3 separate regions of the Homo sapiens genome follow, and all the other regions are linked to region 3. Evidence: read pairs that join two places in POLR2A ChIA-PET (ENCODE). Cell type or tissue: Panc1. All regions are shown on one strand. Links, peaks and the distances in the headings refer to the core of each region. The heading gives the core; the rest is flanking DNA.

The links. Peaks named below come from ENCODE experiments on the same cell type or tissue, not always from the same donor. Only the 100,000 strongest peaks of a DNase experiment are listed, where the experiment ranks them.
Region 1: POLR2A ChIA-PET joins it to region 3 with 5 read pairs; 12 of 35 experiments call an interaction of 5 or more read pairs at or near these places.
Region 2: POLR2A ChIA-PET joins it to region 3 with 7 read pairs; 1 of 35 experiments calls an interaction of 5 or more read pairs at or near these places.

What each region holds. Positions count from the first base shown.
Region 1 is chr15:68,035,562-68,046,397 of GRCh38, reverse strand. No RefSeq gene overlaps it. Among named protein-coding and RNA genes, the nearest start is that of PIAS1, 13 kb to the left of the region's middle. RefSeq lists enhancers at 386-905, 906-1,426. In Panc1, for the core only: no CTCF peak of the experiment used is centred there; no DNase peak of the experiment used is centred there; H3K4me3 peaks cover 664 bases; H3K27ac peaks cover 3,855 bases.
Region 2 is chr15:67,999,334-68,003,333 of GRCh38, reverse strand. No RefSeq gene overlaps it. Among named protein-coding and RNA genes, the nearest start is that of PIAS1, 53 kb to the left of the region's middle. In Panc1, for the core only: no CTCF peak of the experiment used is centred there; no DNase peak of the experiment used is centred there; H3K27ac peaks cover 1,502 bases.
Region 3 is chr15:67,842,967-67,846,966 of GRCh38, reverse strand. No RefSeq gene overlaps it. Among named protein-coding and RNA genes, the nearest start is that of RNU6-1, 4.9 kb to the right of the region's middle. RefSeq lists enhancers at 280-780, 781-1,281. In Panc1, for the core only: no CTCF peak of the experiment used is centred there; no DNase peak of the experiment used is centred there; H3K27ac peaks cover 3,582 bases.

The DNA.
Region 1 (10,836 bases), core at 1,488-5,487, 200 kb before region 3:
AAGGGCCACAGCTCTTCTTTCCTCCTCTTCGCCTGCAAGGTGGCGAGATGGGGATGGCTCCTCTCTGCTAGGCAAGTCATCCCAACAAGTGTTGAGTTCTAGAAGCAAAGAGGGTAGCTCCTTCTGCAGCTAGCCATCCTGACAAGTGTTCAGCTATCAGCAGAGAGGGTAGCTCCTCTCTGCAGCTGGACGTCTCATCATCTGCAGTGCTCTGGCTGAGCCCAGGGCTTTTATGGGCCTCAGATGGGAGGAAGTGCTGCCAATTGGTCTGTGGGCGGCCATGGGAGGGCCTGGAAAAGGCACCACAAGTTCCCACTCCAGTCAGCAGTACTAGCAGCCTGGCCTGAAGGTGGGGCTTCACCAGTAACCTGTCCTCTTCCACCCAGGAGCCGATCTGCCTCCTGCCACCATCCATGGTGCCCAGGCTGCTTGTGCAAAAGGGCACCTGTAGGCCAGTGCTGGGTTGCCCTCAGGCGCCCCTCGGCTTCCCCCCAGAGCTCCTTGGGGCCCAAATTCCGGAAAGGACCAAGACAGCAGGGGGCTGGTGTGTCAGCTCTGCTCCAAGTGTGCACACACCTGGCCAGACTGTAACAGTGCCTGGGCTCAGCCCCAACCCTGCTCTGAGATTGGAGCAGGCACCAGGGGCAGGGAGAGGCCAGGCAGCAGGAGCAGACACCCCCCAAGCCTGAGGGGGGAGGGGGACTTTCCCAGGACCCCAAGGGTGCAGACTGCAGAGATGCCCAGGTCCTGTGCCTGGGAGGGTAGGACTCCCGCCTGCCTACTCTGTGGAGCAGCATGCAGGCAGCCCTGGCCATGCCTCCTTGCAGCTCCAGGTCCTTACTGGGCCCCTCTCTGCCCACCCCTCTGTGCCCAACCATGCTGCTCCCTGCTGGCAGGTGGCTCAGCTCAGCCCCATTGCAGTGGCACCCAACGTGGCAGGCTTGGCGGGGGGGCTCTCGCTTACCCTGGCTCCTGCTGGCTCTGTGGAGCACAGCATTACTCCAGCCCAGCTCTGCCTCCTCCTGGCACCCTCCCCACAGCAGCTGACCTGATGACAGCGACCGCCGTGGACAGCCCGCTGCTGCCATCAATTGCACTTAATTTGTTCTTATTATTTGAAAAGATTTAAAGCATTTTCATGGGACCCTAAGATTATTGTGGCCTTCAGCCAATACAAAAAAAAAAATGAAAAAACTCAAAATGAATCATAGACCTGAATTTAAAAATTAAAATTAAAAAATTATTAGATGAAAATCCCTATGTTATTGAGTTAGACATAGTCTTCTTAGATATGGATCACACACTTAGATATGAATACCAACATGCATGTTGGTAGGAAAGGTACAGCCACTATGGAAAATAGTTTGGTACTTCCTTTGAAAACAAGATGTACTTATTGTACAACTCAGCATTTGCACCCTTAGACAGAGAAATGACATTTTCACACAGAAGTTTGTAGAAGAATGTTCATAGCAGCTGTATTTATGAGTCCAAAACTGGAAACTACCCAAATCTCCTTTGATGAATAAATGGCTAAAACTGCGATACATACATACCATGGACTACTAATCAGCAATGAAAAAACAATACAACACCTTGGATAAATCTCTAGGAAATTATGCTGGGTTAAAAAAAATAATTTCAAAAGAATACATAGTACATTATTGCCTTTATGTAACAATCATGTAATAACATAATTATAGACATAGGCTGGGCTTGGTGGCTTGCACCCATACTCCCTGCACTTTGGGAGGCTGAGTCAGGTGGATCGTTTGAGCCTAGGAGTTCAAGACCAACCTGGGCGACATAGCAAGACCCCTGTGTCTAAAAATAATAATAATAATAACATAATTATTGAGATAGAGAACAGGCTAGTCATTCTCTGGGGATTAGGGAAGGGTAGAAAGGATGGGTGATATTGATGCCAATTTTTTGGTTGTGATATTGTATTATAGTTGCATAGGATGTTAACATTGCAGGAGACTGAGAGAAGGGTACATGTGACTTCCCTGTACATTTCTCTTGCAGGTGACTCTACAATTATTTCAAAATAAAAAGTAGGTGTATATAGACTGTCCCCAGCTTACAATGGTTTGATCTACAATTTTAAAACTTTACCACCGTGCAAAAGCAATACACATTTGGCCAGGCGCAGTGGCTCATGCCTGTAATCCCAGCACTTTGGGAGGCCGAGGTGGGTGGATCATCTGAGATAAGGAATTCAAGACCAGCCTGGGCAACATGGTGAAACCCCGTCTCTACTTTTTAGTAGTATTTTTATACAAAATTCAGCTTGGCGCAGTGGCATGTGCCTGTAATCCCAGCTACTGGGGAGGCTGAGGCAGGAGAATTACTTGAACCCAGGAGGTGGAGGTTGCACTGAGCTGAAATCACACCACTGCACTCCAGCCCAGGCGACAGAGCAAGACTCCATCTCAAAAAAAAAAAAGCAATACACATTCAGTAGAAACCATACTTCAAGTACCTATACAACCATTCTGTTTTCACTTTCAAAAACTATCCAATAAATTAACACATAAGATATTAAACACTTTATGATAAAATAGGCTTGTGTTAGGCAACTTTGCCCAATTGTAAGCTAATATAAGTGTTCTGAGCACATTTAAGGTAGGCTAGGGTAGGCTATGATGTTTGGTAGATTAGGTGGATTAAATACATTTTCAATTTGAGATAGTTTCAGTTTATGATGGGTTTGTCTGAACGTAATCCCATCTTAAGCTGAGGAACATCTGTATGTGTACATATATGAAAAGTATACATATGTGTATGTGTTTATGTGTGTATACATATATGTGTGTATGTATATATGTACATACATATATTGCATATATTGAAACATTGACATCGATAACACCCATCCTCTCTACCCATCCGTAATTCCCAGAGAACTACTAGCCTGTTCTCCATCTCTATAATTACATTATTATTACTTTTTTAGGGGTGTGTGTGTGTGTGTGTGTGTGTGTGTGTGTGTGCATAATGAAGATGCAATATGTCCGAATTTGTGGAGAGAGGGACATCAGCAAAATGGAGAAATAGGCAGCTACAAACTTTCACACCGCCACAGAAATATTGAACAAATAACCAGAAATTGTCAGAGCAACTTTATCAGAACTTTGGGAAATAGTTAAAGATTTACAGCAACCAAGCAAATGCTCATTTTAAAAAATTATTTATTACCTTTTAAATTTTTTATGTTTTTAGAGACAAGGTTTCATCACATTGCCCAGGCTGGTCTTGAATTCCTGGGCTCAAGTAATCCTCCTGCCTTAGCCTCCCAAAGTGCTCTGATTATAGGGTAAGCCAACACGCCCAGCCAATTTTTTTTCTAAGGCAACTTGAAAATGGAAAGAAAACTTTATGAACCCTTCCCTGACTCAATAGCAGTCTTAGCGACAGCAGCCCACCTTCCCAGGGTGGGACTCCGGTCCTTGTTTATAGAGAGCAGAGCCAACTTTATACACAATTATTAGGTATGTCTATTCTAACCTGCCTGGGTGTTACCTGAAAAACTGAAACAAAGTGCTCATTTCTGTTTTCACACTGTAACCCACTGTAGAAAAGCAGCAGGCGTTGTTTAAACATTGTAAGGCAAACAAACAAACTGCAACTGCCTGGGGCCGAAGAGTACAGTTGGTACATAGAATAACTTTCCTAAAGCCTGGGAGTAAAAGCCAGGGAGAGAGAATTGTTGGGAAATTAGGGCATTCAAATTCAAAAGTGCTCTGTATATAGGGCAACTTAGAAAGCAACACACATGTCTGGGACAGGATGCATGTTCAGAGAACTGAGAACAGCCTAAGATTCCACCACTGGTTGATATATAGACTCAGTGCAACCAGGAAATGACTGCTGAGGAAGAATTTCAAATGGCCTTATTAAGTGTTAAAGGGGTGCTCCTGCAAAAACTCAGATGCAAAGATTGGAAAAAGTTTTTTGTTTGTTTTTTAAGTTCCCCATGTTCAGGGAAATTTCGGTAAAAACCCTGGCTGTACAAAAGTTAAGCCATCAACAATCAAGAACAGCAAACTCTAGGGAATGTAAATATTTGTTTTCCAGAGATAACACATTATAATAGTCAAATGTCCAGTTTTCAACAACAACAAAAACCCACAAAGCATACAAAGAAATAGGAAAGCAGTGGGAAAAATAAATTGACAGAAACCATCGCTGAGGCAGCACAGACGTTAGACTTACTAGACACAGACTTTAAGTAACTTTTTTTTTTTTTTTTGAGACAGAGGGCATTTTGTATGTCTTCTTTTGAGAAGTGGCTCTTCATGTCCTTTGCCCACTTCTTATTTTTTATTTTTTTGAGACATAGTCTTGCTCTGTCGCCCAGGCTGGAGTACAGTGGTGCAATCTCAGCTTATTGCAACCTCTGCCTCCTGGGTTCAAGTGATTCTTCTGCCTCAGCCTCCTGAGTAGCCATGACTACAGGTGCATGCCATCATGCCCAGCTAATTTTTTGTATTTTCAGTACAGATGGGGTTTCACTGTGTTAGCCAGGATGGTCTCAATCTCCTGGCCTTGTGATCCACCTGCCTCGGCCTCCCAAAGTGCTGGGATTACAGGTATGAGCCACCACACCCAGCCTTTGCCCACTTTTTAATGGGATTGATTGTTATTTGAGTTCCTTGTATATTCTGGATATTAGTCTCTAGAAAAATGAATAGTTTGCAAATATTTTTTCCCTTATAACAGGCTGTTTCTTCACTCTGTTGATAGTTTTCTTTGCTGTGTCAAAGTTTTTTAGTCTAATAAAGTCCCATTTGTCTATTTTTCTTTTTGTTGCCTGTGCTTTCAAGGTCTTAGCCATGAAATCTTTGCCTAGACCAGTGTCCTGAAGTGTTTTCTCTATATTTTTTCTAGTATTTTAATAGTTTCAGATCTTACCTTTAAGTCTTTAATCTATTTTAAGTTGATTTTTCTATATGGTGAGAGATAGGGGTCCAGTTTCATTCTTCTGCATATGAATTTCCAATTTTACTAGTACAATTTGTTGGAGAGACTGACCTTTCCCCAATGTATGACCTTGGTGCCTTTGTTGAAAATCAGTTGTCTGTAAACATGCAAATTTATTTCTGGATTCTCTATTCTGTTGCATTGGTCTATGTGTTTGTTTTTATACAAATACCATCCTGTTTTGTTTACTATATCTGCGTCTAGCTTTGTTCTTTTTGCTCATGATTGCTTTGGCTATTCAGGTGTTTTTTTTTTTTCCTGGTTCTACACAAATTTTAAAATTGCTTTGTCTAATTCTGTGAAAAAATGATGTTGATATTTTAATAGAGATTGCACTGCATTTGTAGATTGCTTTAAAGAGTATGGTCATTTTAATGATACTAATTCTTCCAGTCATGAGATGCGATGTCTTTCCATTTGGTTGTGTACTCTTCAATTTCTTTTATCAGTACTTTGTAGTTTTCCTTGCAGAGATCTTTCACCTCCTTGGTTAAATTACTCCTAGGTATATTTTTTTGTCACTATTGTAAATGGAATTACCTTTCTTATTTCTCTCTTGGCTAGTTTATTATTAATAACACTACTGATTTTTGTATGTTAATTTTGTATCCTGTAACTTTACTGAATTATTTTCTCAACAAAGAGTTTTTTGGTGGAGTCTTTAGGTTTTTCTAGATATAAGATCACAGATCATATCATCAGCAAAGAGGGACAGTTTGAGTTCCTCTTTTCCAATTTGGATGCCATATATTTCTTTCTCTTGCCTAATCACTCTGGCTAGGATTTCCAGTATTATATTGAATAAGAGTCATGAAAGTGGGCATCTTTGTCTTGTTCCAGTTCTTAGAGGAAAGGCTTTCAGCTTTTCCCCATTCAGTATGGTGTTAGCTGTGGGTTTGTCATACATGTCCTTTATTATGGTGAGGTATGCCTTCTCTGCCTAGTTTGTTGAGAGTTTTTATCAGGAAGGGATGTTGAGTTTTATTAAACACTTTTTCTGCATGAGTTGAGAGATCATATGGTTTTGGTCCTTCATTCTGTTAATGTGATGGATGCTGTTTACTGATTTGCGTATGTCAAACCATCCTTGCATCCCTGGGATGAATCCCACTTGATCATGGTGTATTATCTTTGTGGTATGCTGTTGGATTTGATTTGCTAGTATTTTTGAGGATTTTTGTGTCTATGTTCATCAGGTATATTGGTCTGTAGTTTTCTTTTTTGTTGCATCCTTGTCTGGTTTTGGCATCTGGGTAATGCTGGCCTCATAGAATGAGTTAGGGAGAATCTCCTCCTCTTCAATTTTTTGGAAAAGTTTGTTGGCAATTGGTGTTAGCTCTTCTTTGAAAGTTTGGTAGAATTCAGTAGTGAAGCCATCTAGTCCTGGACTTTTCTTTGTTGGGAGACTTTTATTACTTCTTTGATCTCATTACTTGTTACTGGACTGTTTAGGTTTTCTCTCTTCCTGGTTCAATCTTGGTAGGTTATATATATTGAATCTTTCCATTTTCTCTAGATTTTCCAGTTTACTGTATATAGTTGCTCATGATAGTATCTGATGATCTTGTGTATTTCTGAGTATCTGTTATAATGTCTCCTTTTTCGTTTCTGATTTTATTTGGATCTTTTTTTTTTGCTTAGTCTAGCAAGTGGTTTATCAATTTTGGTTCTTTTCAAAAAGCCAACTCTTCATTTTGTTGATCCTCTGTATTGTTTATTATTTATTTATTTATTTATTTTGAGATGGAGTCTCACTCTGTCGCCCAGGCTGGAGGGTAGTGGCGTAGTCTCAGCTCACTGCAACCTCCCCTTCCCAGGTTCAAGTGATTCTCCTGCCTCAGCCTCCTGAGTAGCTGGGATTACAGATGCATGCCACCACGCCCAGCTAATATTTTGTATTTTTAGTAGAGACGGGTTTTCACCATGTTAGCCAGGATGGTCTCAATCTTCTGACCTTGTGATCTGCTTGCCTTGACCTCCCAAAGTGCTGGGATTACAGGTGTGAGCCACTGCACCTGGCTAATCCTTTGTATTGTTTTTTTAGTGTCAATTTCATTTAGTTCTGCCTTGATGTTTATTATTTCTTTCCTTCTACTAATTTTGGTTTTGGTTTGATCTTGCTTTTTAAGTTCCTTGAAGTGCATTATTAGATTATTTACTTTAAATCTTTCTACTTTTTTGATGTAGGCACTTATTTCTATAAACTTCCTTCTCAGCACTGCTTTTGTTGTATCCCGTAGATTTTGGAATGTTATGTTTTGATTTTCATTTGTTTCAAGAATTTTTTTCATTTCTTCCTTAATTTCTTCCTTGACCCAAGGTCATTCAGGAGCATGTTGTTTAATTTTCATGTATTTGTACAGTTTCCACAGTTCCTCTTGTTATTGACTTGGTTTTTGGTGGTTTGATAAAATTGTGACATATCAATTTTCAAAAGCTTGTTGAGACACATTTTGTGTCCCAATATATGGTCTATCCTGGAGAATGTTGTGTGTGCCAATGAGAATAATGTATGTTCTGTAGCTGTTGGATGAAATGTTCTATAAATGTCTGTCAGACCCATTTGGTCTAATGCGGAGTTTATATCCAGTGTTTCTGTGTGAATTTTCTGTCTAGATGATCTGTTTAATGCTGAGAGTGGGCTGTTGAAGCCCCCAACTATTATTTTATTGGAATCTGTCTCTCCCTTTAAATCTAATAAAATTTGCTTTATATATCTGGGTGCTCCAGTGTTGGGTGCATATGTATTTAGAACTGTTATATCCTCTTGCTAAATTGATCCCTTTATCATTATACAATGACCTTCTGTGATGGTTAATACTGAGTATAAACTTGATTGAATTGAAGGATGGAAAGTATTTATCCTGGATGTGTCTGTGAGGGTGTCGCCAAAGGAGATTAACATTTGAGTCAGTGGACTGGGTGGGACTGAGTCAGACCCACCCTTAATCTGGGCACCATCTAATCAGCTGCCAGCACAGCTAGAATACAAGGCAGGCAGAAAAAAAAATGTAAATAGACTGGCCTAGCCTCCCAGCCTACGTCTTTCTCCCATGCTGGATGCTTCCTGCCCTTGAACATCAGACTCCAAGTCCTTCAGTTTTGGGACTCATGCTGTCTCTCCTTGCTCCTCAGCTTGCAGATGGCCTATTGTGGGTCCTATTGATGGCCCTTGTGAGTTAATACTTAAGGAACTCCCCTTTATATATCCTATTAGTTCTGTCCCTCTAGAGAATGCTGACTAATATATCTTGTCTCTTTTTATTGTTTTTTACTTCAAGTTCATGTTATCTAAGTGTAGCTACTCCTGCTCACTTTTGATTTGTTTGCTTGGAATATCTTTTTCCATCTTTTTACTTTCAGTCTATATGTGTTTTTCCACATGATATCTGTTTCTTATAGGCAGTAAATAATTGGGTCTTTTAAAAAATCCATTCAGCCAGTCTACATCTTTTAAGTGGAAAGTTTAATTCATTTACGTGCAAAGTTATTATTGATATGTGATGGCTTTTTCTTATCATTTTAGTAAATTATTCCTGGGTGTTTTGTAAGTCCTTTAGTCATTTTTTTTCTTTATTATTGTTTAACACTGTGGTTTGGTGGCTTCTGTAGTGATAACATTTGAGTCTTTTCTCTTCCTTGTTTGTGCATTTGCTCTACCAGTTGTTCTTACATTCTTACATGTTTCATAATGGTAAATAACATTCTTTCTCTGGCAAATTCCTTATTCATATCTTGAATTGTTTTACTGATTTCTTTGTTATTTCACTTCCATCTGTAGGACTCCCTTAAGCATTTCTTGTAGGGAGCAGAGGGGAGAGGAGGACTTTATCCTGAATATGTGTCTATGGTTTGGTTGCATAGGATGTGTTGGCTTTGATTCTGGGTGGTGATGAATTTCCTCAGTTTTTGCTTGTCTGGGAAAGACTTTATTTCTCCTTCATTTATAAAGGATAATCTTGCTGGGTATAGCATCCTTAATTGGCAGTTTTTTCTTTCAGCACTTTGCATATACTATACTCTCCTGGCCTGTAAAGTTTCTGCTGAGAAGTCCACTATTAGTCTGATATGGGTCCCTTTATAGGGAACCAGATGTTTTTCTCTTGCTGTTTTTAGAATTCTCTCTCTGTTTTTGACAGTTTGACTATAATATGTCATGGAGAAGAACTTTGCATTATATCTATTTGGGGATCTCTAAGCCTCTTGTATCTGGATGTCTAAATCTCTCGCCAGACTTGGGAAATTTTTATCTGTTATTTCATTAAATAGGTTTTCTAACTCTTTTCTCTTTGCCTTCTAGGACTCCAAAAGTTTGAATATTTGGTTGCTTTATGGTGTTTTATGTGTCAAGTTAGGGTTTGCTCATTCTTTTTTATTTTTGTCTAACTGGTTTATTTCAAAAGACCATTCTTCAAGTTCTGAGATTCTTTCTTCTCCTTGATCTACCCTATTGTTGAAGCTTTCAAATGTATTTTGTATTTTATTCAAAAATAAACAGTGTACACTGGTGTTGGTGGTAGCTGTGATGGGCTGTGTGAGCTAGTCCCCAGGCCTGCAGGTGACATGCACAGGTAATTGCAAGCTGTTGTGGTAGTGGCAGGGTGGGTAGGCCCCTGGGAGGAGTGGTCAGGTGTCAATGGTAGTGGACTGGGTAATCTTCAGTGCCCTGAACTGCATGCTCTGGCAAGGGTGAGGTGAAGCTGGTGCCATGTGAGTTTGTCCTCAGGGTTCCCCAGTGGTGTGTGCAGGTGTCTGTCATGATAGGCAGAGATGGGGCAACTTCCAGGCCTCTGGTGGAATGCTTGGGTTAGGAGTGGCAGTGGCCACACGTTGGCCCTGCCACTGGGGAGGGCATGGTTGCTTTTAGTGGTGGCAACCTAGGCTGGCAAATGGAGAATGCATGCCTTGCTTGTTCCTCAGCCCCGGTGGCAGCAGCCCATACCTCACTTGTGCCTCAGCCCCGGCAGCAACAGCCTGCTCCTTGCTTGTGCCTCGGACCTGGTACCACGGGGCCCCAGGACAGTGCACAGTCTGTTGTGGCTGGGATCTCAAAATGGCACCTTCCTGTAGCTGCCTAGGACTCAGGAGGAGTGTGTGACCCAGCGCAATCTCCCTCCCTGGATCAATACCATCACGTCTTCTCCAGGCACTTCCCTGTGTTAGTTTCTGGGCCCTCAAGGCTCTGGGGCTCTCCCGAGGCTAGGATTGCAGAAGTACACAGTGGAAATTTGGTCTGCTGGGGGTCTCTAAGCCACCTTTCCTTGCGCTCTGTCTTGCTTCTCTTTCCTTCCTTGTTTAAGCGTTGCGTGTCACGTTTCTGTAAAATTTCAGTGTTCTCTCTTGGATGATCTATTCGAAGTGTAATTATCTACTCACTATTTTGGTTCTTCTTAGGGGAGGAGGCGAGTACAAGATGCCTCTAGTCAGCCATCTTGAAGCCTCTCACTATCTTCACTTTAATGTTTAACTAGGCAGATTGCCTAGTCAGGGCATTTTAAACCAATGATTAAGAAACCACCATTTAGTGAGGCTAGATTGAAGATAGGATCTATTTTCAGAATGAAAGCTTAACTTTTTAGTCATTAAAAAGCAGTTCAATTTTCTTTCTCACTAACATTCTTGGTATTATAACTTTAAGAATATTCATATCCAGGCACAATGGCTAATGCCTGGATAATAATCCCAATGCTTTCGGAGGCTGAGACAGGAGGATCACTTGAGGTCAGGAGTTCAAAGCAAGCCTGGGCAACATAGTGAGACTCTGTGTCAAAAAAAAAAAAAATCCAAGTGTAATGGTGCACAGCTGTAGTCCTAGCTACTTGGGAAACTGAGGTGGGAGGATCACTTGAG
Region 2 (4,000 bases), core at 1-4,000, 160 kb before region 3:
AGTGGAAATAATATCTGCCTCATGTGGTTTTTGAGGGCTTAAATGACATAACTCATATAAAGTACAGTGTCTTGGTAAGGTAAATATTTGATTAAAATTAACTAATTTTATCTATTATTAAAGGGTGTTCTATGATGTTTATGGAATGACAAAAAAATACAAAGAAAGGAGGAGGAAGAAAATAAATTTGGAAAAAATCTTTTTAGTTATTTACTGGAGGTAGAGCCCAGGAGTCAAAGGCTGAGGTACCAAGCCATGTGAATTTCATAACTGTTTCATGTTACTTACAAATGAGCCATAACTGAGGTATTATTAATGGAAAGCAAACTCAATATGGCGCTCACTAAATGGAACTCTTCCAGCGTACAAAATGGGAAAGGAGATAAAGGAAATAGATCTGTCTTAGACTAGGGCAACTGTTCTGAAAATTTTGGTCTCAGGATCCTTTTAAGCTCTTAAAATTTATTGAGGATCCTAGAAACTTTGTTTACGTGGGCTATATCTGTCAACATTTACAGTATCAGAAATTAAAACAGAACATTTATTATTTATTCTTCTAAAAACAACAAACTCATCACATGTTGAACATAAATAACATATTTTATGGAAAATAACTATATTTTCCACAAAAATATAGAAGAGTGGCATTGTTTTAGATTTTTGCAAATATCTTCAATGTTTGGCTAACAGAAGATAGCTGAATTCTCCTATCTGCTTCTGCATTCAATCTGTTGCAACCCTATATTGTTTTGATTGAGGTACATGAAGACAATCCAGCCTCACACAGATCTGTAGAGGGACAAGGAGGAGTATTTTAACAGCTTTTTCAAATAATTGTGGATATTCCTCTTTGATATCACACTAAAACTCATTAAGTGATACTTTCTTAAAGGATAGTTGCAATGTGGATTCTGAAATCACAGCATAATTTTACTGTATATGTGTAATTCCTAAACAATGTATTCTTTCTTTTTTGCTTACTTTTGAATTTTAAAAAATAGTATTATACTGTATATATATTCTTCTGCAACTTGCTTTCTGTGCTCAACATTATGAGGGTCATCCATTTTAATGACTGTAACTCAAGGTTTCTTAACCTGGATGCTATGACATTTTGGGCTGGATAATCGTTTGTTATGAGGGGCTGTGCAGTACATTGTAGGATGTTTAACAGCATCCCTGGCCTTTACTCATTAGGTGCTAGTAACATCCCTCCAGTTGTAACAACTGAAAATGTCTCCAGACACTGCCAAATGTCCCCCGGGTGGAGGATAAAATCACCCCTGTTTGAGAACCACTGCTGTAACTGGAATCCATTTATCTTCACAGCTGTTAAGCATACCATTCTATGACAATACTCCATTTATTTATCCAGTTTCCTATTGTTGGGCATTCGGGTTGTTTTTACTTTTTGGCTATTACAAATCATGCTGCCATAATTAGTTTTGAGCATGAGTTTCTCTAGACTGGAATATATATCCAGGGGTAACATTTCAGAGTCATTTCGTATGAGATGGTCAGCTTTATATAATGATATTATTTAGTTCTTTAAAACAGATCCCTATTAGATACCATGAGCTCTCAATGCCTTCAATCATTTATACATTTGCTTGAGTTCCCTCATCTCTCTTGTGCTCCAGAAGCCATGGCAGGGAGCAGAAAGATCCGGTGGACAAGAGGGACAGAGAAAAGGATGGGCCTGAGGAATGGCCCCAGGAAGGAAATGGAGGAAGTCTGGATTGTTTAGCTGCACCAGGGTCATCCAGGACCTGACTGCATCCTGACTTTTGGGCCCCATCCATGCACCACCTTGTGCCCCACATACTCCAGATTACTCCTCGTGTCTCTGCTGGGGCTGTCCCCATGCCTTGCATATCCTTTCCTGCCTCCTCCGCCTATCAAAAACTTCCTGACTTTTAAGGCCCAGTTCACACGCTGCCTCCTCCCAGAGCCTTGAGCCCCACAGCCTTTGGTTGGTCATTGTCTGGCAATCATCGTCTCCTTTGCTTCTAGAATCTTCTTGAGAGCAGGAGCCAGAGGAAAAACTGTCCTATCGTTCACCAGAAAATTCACACAATCCACAGTCATGTGCCCAGTTTGCACATGGAACAGTACAGAGGAACATATGACGCATTCCATCCTGCTCTCGCAGGCTTGAGGTATAGAGGACAAACCTAGGCCCTCAGAGTACAGGGATCCTGACTCCAGCACTTAGCAGCTGATCCATTTAGCCACTTAATCCTACTTTCTCATTTACAAAAAAAAAAAAAAAAAATCTTAATACCTACCTCAAGAAGTTGATGGATTAGATGAGCTCATGTCAGAGCCTGACACATAGTAGGCTCCCAACACATGTTCTTTCTCTTTCCCACTTGCACCCAATGCAGTGACTTGCACATCAAGGTGCTCAATAATATTTGTTAAATGAACTAAGCCTTTACTCTTCTGGTGGGTCCTATCAGGGCTGCCCTGGCTCATCATTCTTGGCTTGGTTCTTTTTCTTAAGCTTTGAACTTTGGCTAGATCTGAACTAATGGTGTCCTTTTACCACATCTGATCTCCCTGTGGGAAGTCACAAGCACTCTGGAGAGTGCTTGACCCATCCAAAGAAAGTAGCTTGTGGTCAGCTCCATCCAAATGTCAAAAGCCAGAATCTTCCGATTTTCAAGAGAATCCCCAAATTGGGGTTTTAATGAATAGCTTTTGATATTTAAATGCTTGCAACAGATTTCTTTTTCTTTTTCTTGAGTTGGAGTCTCACTGAGTCACCCAGGCTGGAGTGCAGTGGCGAGATCTTGGCTCACTGCAACCTCCACCTCCCAGATTCAAACAATTCTCCTGCCTCAGCCTTCCGAGTAACTGGGATTACAGGCGTGCACCACCATGCCCTGCTAATTTTTGTGTTTTTAGTGGAGACGAGGCTTCACCACATTAATCAGGCTGGTCTCAAACTCCTGACTTTAAGTAATCCCCCCAGCTCAGCGTCCCAAAGTGCTGGTATTACAGGCATGAGCCACTGTGCCCGCAGATTACTTTTTTTTTTTTTAACATCATATAGGACTAATTGGAAGTGTCTAACTCTGGCTTTGGCCAGTGGGCAGCCAGTTTGCAGCCTTCACTTAAAGCCAGCCACTATGCGCCCATTTTCACGTGGCCATGGAGGTAATTGCCCTTAGCCTTAAGAAGAAGGCTTTTACACAGGGCTTCTAGGAATCCTCTCCACTGAGGTTACCCCAGGCTAAAGGCTAAGGGAAGGGGAAGAAAGCCAATACTTATAGATACACCCCACAGAATACACCCACAATCTCCCTTGATTCCTACAGCAGCCCTGTGAATTAGGTGTTATCATCACCCCATTTGACAGAGGAGGAGACAGAAGTGCAGAGATATTAGATCATTTGCCAAAATTCCACTTTGCTGCTAAGTTATAGCATTGGGATTTGAGCCCAGGACTGCCTGACTAGTCTATAAATTCTGACTAGACTATAAATTAATAAAGAAAAGGGAGAAATGGTACCTTATTCTCTGTATCCTTCCAAACACAGGACTGGGCATGCACATAGTTAGTGCTCAGTAGGCACTGTTGATTGAAGTTCAATTGATTGACTGAGTAAAGACATGCTTATGGCCATATCTTCTCAACACTTAAACAAGAATTTGAAATTTGGCTTGTCTGTCTATGCCAGATAGACAAACTCCCCCATCGAATAAGAAAAAAAAGCCACACCCATATAAATAAATTGAATTGTCGGAATTGAGTCATTGTTGTGGCATCAAACAGATGTAGAGCAAATATTTAAAAGAGTAGAGTTGTGTGGGCTGGGCACAGTGGCCCATGCTTGTAATCCCAACACTTTGGGAGGCCGAGGAGGGAGGAGTTCAAGAACAGCCTGGACAACATAGTGAGACCACACCTCCATAAAAAAATTGAAAATTTTAGGCTAGGCAGAGTGGCTCATGCCTATAATCCCAGCACTTTGGCAGGCTGAGGTGGGAGGAT
Region 3 (4,000 bases), core at 1-4,000:
TGTTAGTCCATTTTCACATTGCTATAAAGAACTGCCCGAGATTAGGTAATTTATAAAGAGGTTTAATTGACTCACAGTTCTGCATGGCTGGGGAGGCCTCAGGAAACTTACAATCATGGTGGAAGGCAAAGGGGAAGCAAGCGCCTTCTTCACAAGGCGGCAGTAAGGAGAATGAATGCAGGAGAAACTACCAAACACTTATAAAGCCATCAGATCCCGTGAGAACTCACTCACTATCACAAGAACAGCATGGAGAAAACTGCCCCCATGATTCAATTACCTCCACCTGGTCTCTCTCTTGACACGTGAGGATTATGGGGACTACAATTCAAGATGAGATTTTGGGTGGAGACACAGCCAAACCATATCAGTCACTGAATCATTATTAAAATAGGAGGTAGTACATACATGCATGCATACACATACACTAATGAGGAGGTTGAAGAGTTTAGAGAAAGGCAATCTGATGCAGGGGTGAACACTATGGATTCTGATTTAAGGCCCTGGATTATTCATTTAATCTTTCTGAGCCTGTTTCCTCATCTGAAAAACAGTGGCTCTTAAAACAGATGTATTGTGAGGATTAAATGAGGAAATGCATATAAAATGGCTGGCACAAAGGAAGCACTGAATAGATGTTCCATAAGGTGGGTTTGTTTTTATTTTTAACTTGTCAATAGGCTAATCTCGAGCAAAGACTAATCTGTCACTTCGGTAGAAGGCTTTACTCCAGGCCATTTGAGCCAACCCCCAGCCAGGCCCATGGAGCGAGCCCACTGAAGCCCTGATCCCAACACCCTGGCCTGCAGTGGGTCCCAGGGCCCCTCACCTCCCCAAGGGAACAATGCTGCACATCACCAAAGCCCAGAAGAGCTTCCCGGTGTAAGTACAGATTAAGTTCCAGTTTTTATTTAAAGATCCTAATTTCTGGACATTTATTTTGGGGATTACAGTGGTGGCTTAAGCTTCTTTAAGACGTTTTAAGTTGAAGTCTTTCCTTCACTTGGCTGCTAAAGTTTAATTCAGTGTAATTATTTCATATGGCATCAACTATAATAGTTTCATAATTTCTAGTATATTAAGCACTTAATATGTTGTGTCATTTGAAATCACATATTAAATTCAGCAAAGTACATTTTAATGAGAGCTAAGTGGTGTGAAAATATTAATACAGTGTGATGTTTCATTTTGGTGCTCTGATTTTGTAGGTCTGTTCCTAATGCACAAATGCCTCACTCACCAGGTAAGGGGAATGCTGAGCTGCCTGAGGCTCCAATGGGTGTCTGACAATACTGATATTCCTGTCTTTTGTTGTATAGCAATTTACAGTGGCATTTCAATGGAGCCTCACAACCCTGTGTGGTAAGTAGAAAAATCATCACTTCCATTTTAGAGACGAGAAAACAGGGTCAGCAACTGGAAGAGACTGGTGACCCACCTAGTCACAGTTGATGAGACATAAATATGGACCTTCTTGGCTGAAAGCCATTGCAGTCTTCCCCTGTACCACTGCTGCAGTCACTGTAGCCTTGGCAGGGAGCGATGTCTGGACTCCAGGGCAGCCAGGATTTGGAGGAGGTGTGACACTTTTCCTCCCATCCTTGCAATCCCATACAGGGAAACTGAGAGCTAGAGAGAAGCTGGCAGACCCCATGCTCAGACTTGGCAATTCCTCTTTTTGCACCTTCTTTCTGAGCAAGTCCTCCACACCCTAAACCTAAGCGCCTTATGCCCTTAGGCCATCCTGGGACTGCCAGAAAAAAAGGTCTTGATGAAATAAATTACAGTGAACCCTCGATACAGCAACAGCTCAAAATAATGACGCATCAGTGGCAGGATTTAAGGCAAGAGTAAGAGCAGTAAGAGATTATTTGGAGAAAGCACTCCAGAACCCCTCAAACTGTACTCCCATATTACATGTAGGTGTAAAGTGAGCCCTCGGAGTCAGAGAGATCCGAGAGCAAATTCCAGGACCGTCACTAACTAGCTGTGTCCTTAGATAGGTCACCTAACCTCTGTAGGCCTCGCCTTTCCCTATCAGTAAAAGAGGAATAATAACCAGCACTACCCCTGCACCCCCATGCTTATGTCTCAGAGATACTCACATGAAATAGGATGCCAGAAGACCCTGTGTTGGTCTTAAAGGGCAAGGAATCGTACTAAGCTACGTAAACAGGTATTACTGAGTCTATGTAGTGTCCCGTCTCAAAACATAACTGCATCTTAACCAGGGCCTTTGGAAACTCAAATCCAAAGGATTAAAGACATCTGGGCAAAAATACTCCCCGTCGTGGCTAAAAGGAGCAAAACTTAGGGACTCCTCCCTACCCTGCTATTTTTACCTTAAAGAAAGTTTATTTCATGCAGATAGTTGCAAGACGAAGGAAAAGAAGAATAAGTAAGTGGTTATGTATTGAGCATTAGAATAGCCCAGGACTATTGTAAACACTTGGCATCAATCAGCTCATCCAATGTGCTAGGGCCTTTCACACCCAATCCTGCATTTAACCTTCAAATGACCCTGCAAAGCAGGCAGCACAATCACCATCCCACAGGTGAGGAAACAGATCTTTTAAGACATTCTGGGCACAAATATGAGATCTGGGGGAGAGTAAAAGGGGCAGCCTGGGCTATGCAGGGGGAGGGGCGGGACCAGAGGGCTCCACTGAGGCCCGGCATCTGGGATGGATTAGAACTGATCTCAACACACCAGGGGCCACCCCAGCAGAGCAAGGGCTCTGGGCACACCAGGCTTACAAGTCTTGAAAGAAACTCCCTCTGAGAGGTCAGCTGGCCACAGCTGACCCTGTCTCTTCCCCCAGGCCACCCTCTGAGCTGTGGGCACACAGACCGATTTGCCTACTCCACCCCCCTTCAGCTTAACTTTGGAAAAACTCATTCACATTGAGGTGAATTAGGTGACAGAGTGCACTTCAAAAGAGATGTTATAAGAACAAGGCTTAACTCAGAGCATAAGCAGCTCACAGGAATTTCTGGCAGCCTGGGGGAGTGGGTCCTCCCCCACACTCAGGCCTCCTCCAACCCTGCTCTGGCCATGCTCTGTGTCTGAGGCCTTTGGAGCTTCAGGGTCAGGCATGTGAACTCAGCGCATTGTCCCTGTGCTACAGTCCCAGGGCAACACCTCCTGAAACCACTAATGCCATTCCTCCCAGGCCTGCACATAAACAAGGTCACAGGGGCCTCTCTCCACATCCCCGCTCCTTCCTCCCTCCTTCCCTCCGGTGGGGCTGCTGGGAGTCCCCAGCCCTTCCTGCTTCAAATAAAATGATACACGAAAACATGCAATGCTCTCTGGCTGTAAGAGAAACACTACATAATTTTAGAGAATGCTAAGAGTTCATGTCTTCACTGACATTTTTTCCATATGAAACAGCCCATTTCTTAATTGTTCGAAATAAAGTTGGCTCTGCTCTCTCCTACTCAGGTAGTGGGAAGTACCACCTCAAACAGGATAGGGGGACCACTCCTCATCTCTTGGGGTTCTGTAGTCCAGAACATTCAGGGAAGACTGCCAGGACTCAGTTCTTTTCAGGACTGCAGAGTGAAGAGAAGCCAACAACTCTGAAGGCGGCAGGAGCCGGCTCCCACTGCAACTCCAAGCCTGCCCACCAGTCCAGTCCTCTCTGGCACCCACACTCTCCTCGCCTGCAATGCCTATTCCCTCAAGGCCTGTGGGGGCTTGGGACTTCCCATGAAGTCATGGTCCACTCGGCTCTCCCCTCCCTGAGCCCCTCCATGCTTCCTCCTCTCCTCCACCTCCATGCTACATTCAATGTATCCCCTCCCCTTCACCAGCCTCCCGCTTCGTCTGTACTGGCCTTTGGAGCTCAGAGGCATGTTGTGATACGGTTCAGCAGGTCCCAGGCCCTAGATCCACAGCCGCCCCTGGGGGCTGATCCTGGGGCCCTCCATGGCTCCAGGATGACCAGTTTGCTTCGCCCTTCTCAAAGAGAAAACAAAAACCCTCTTGAATTTTTAC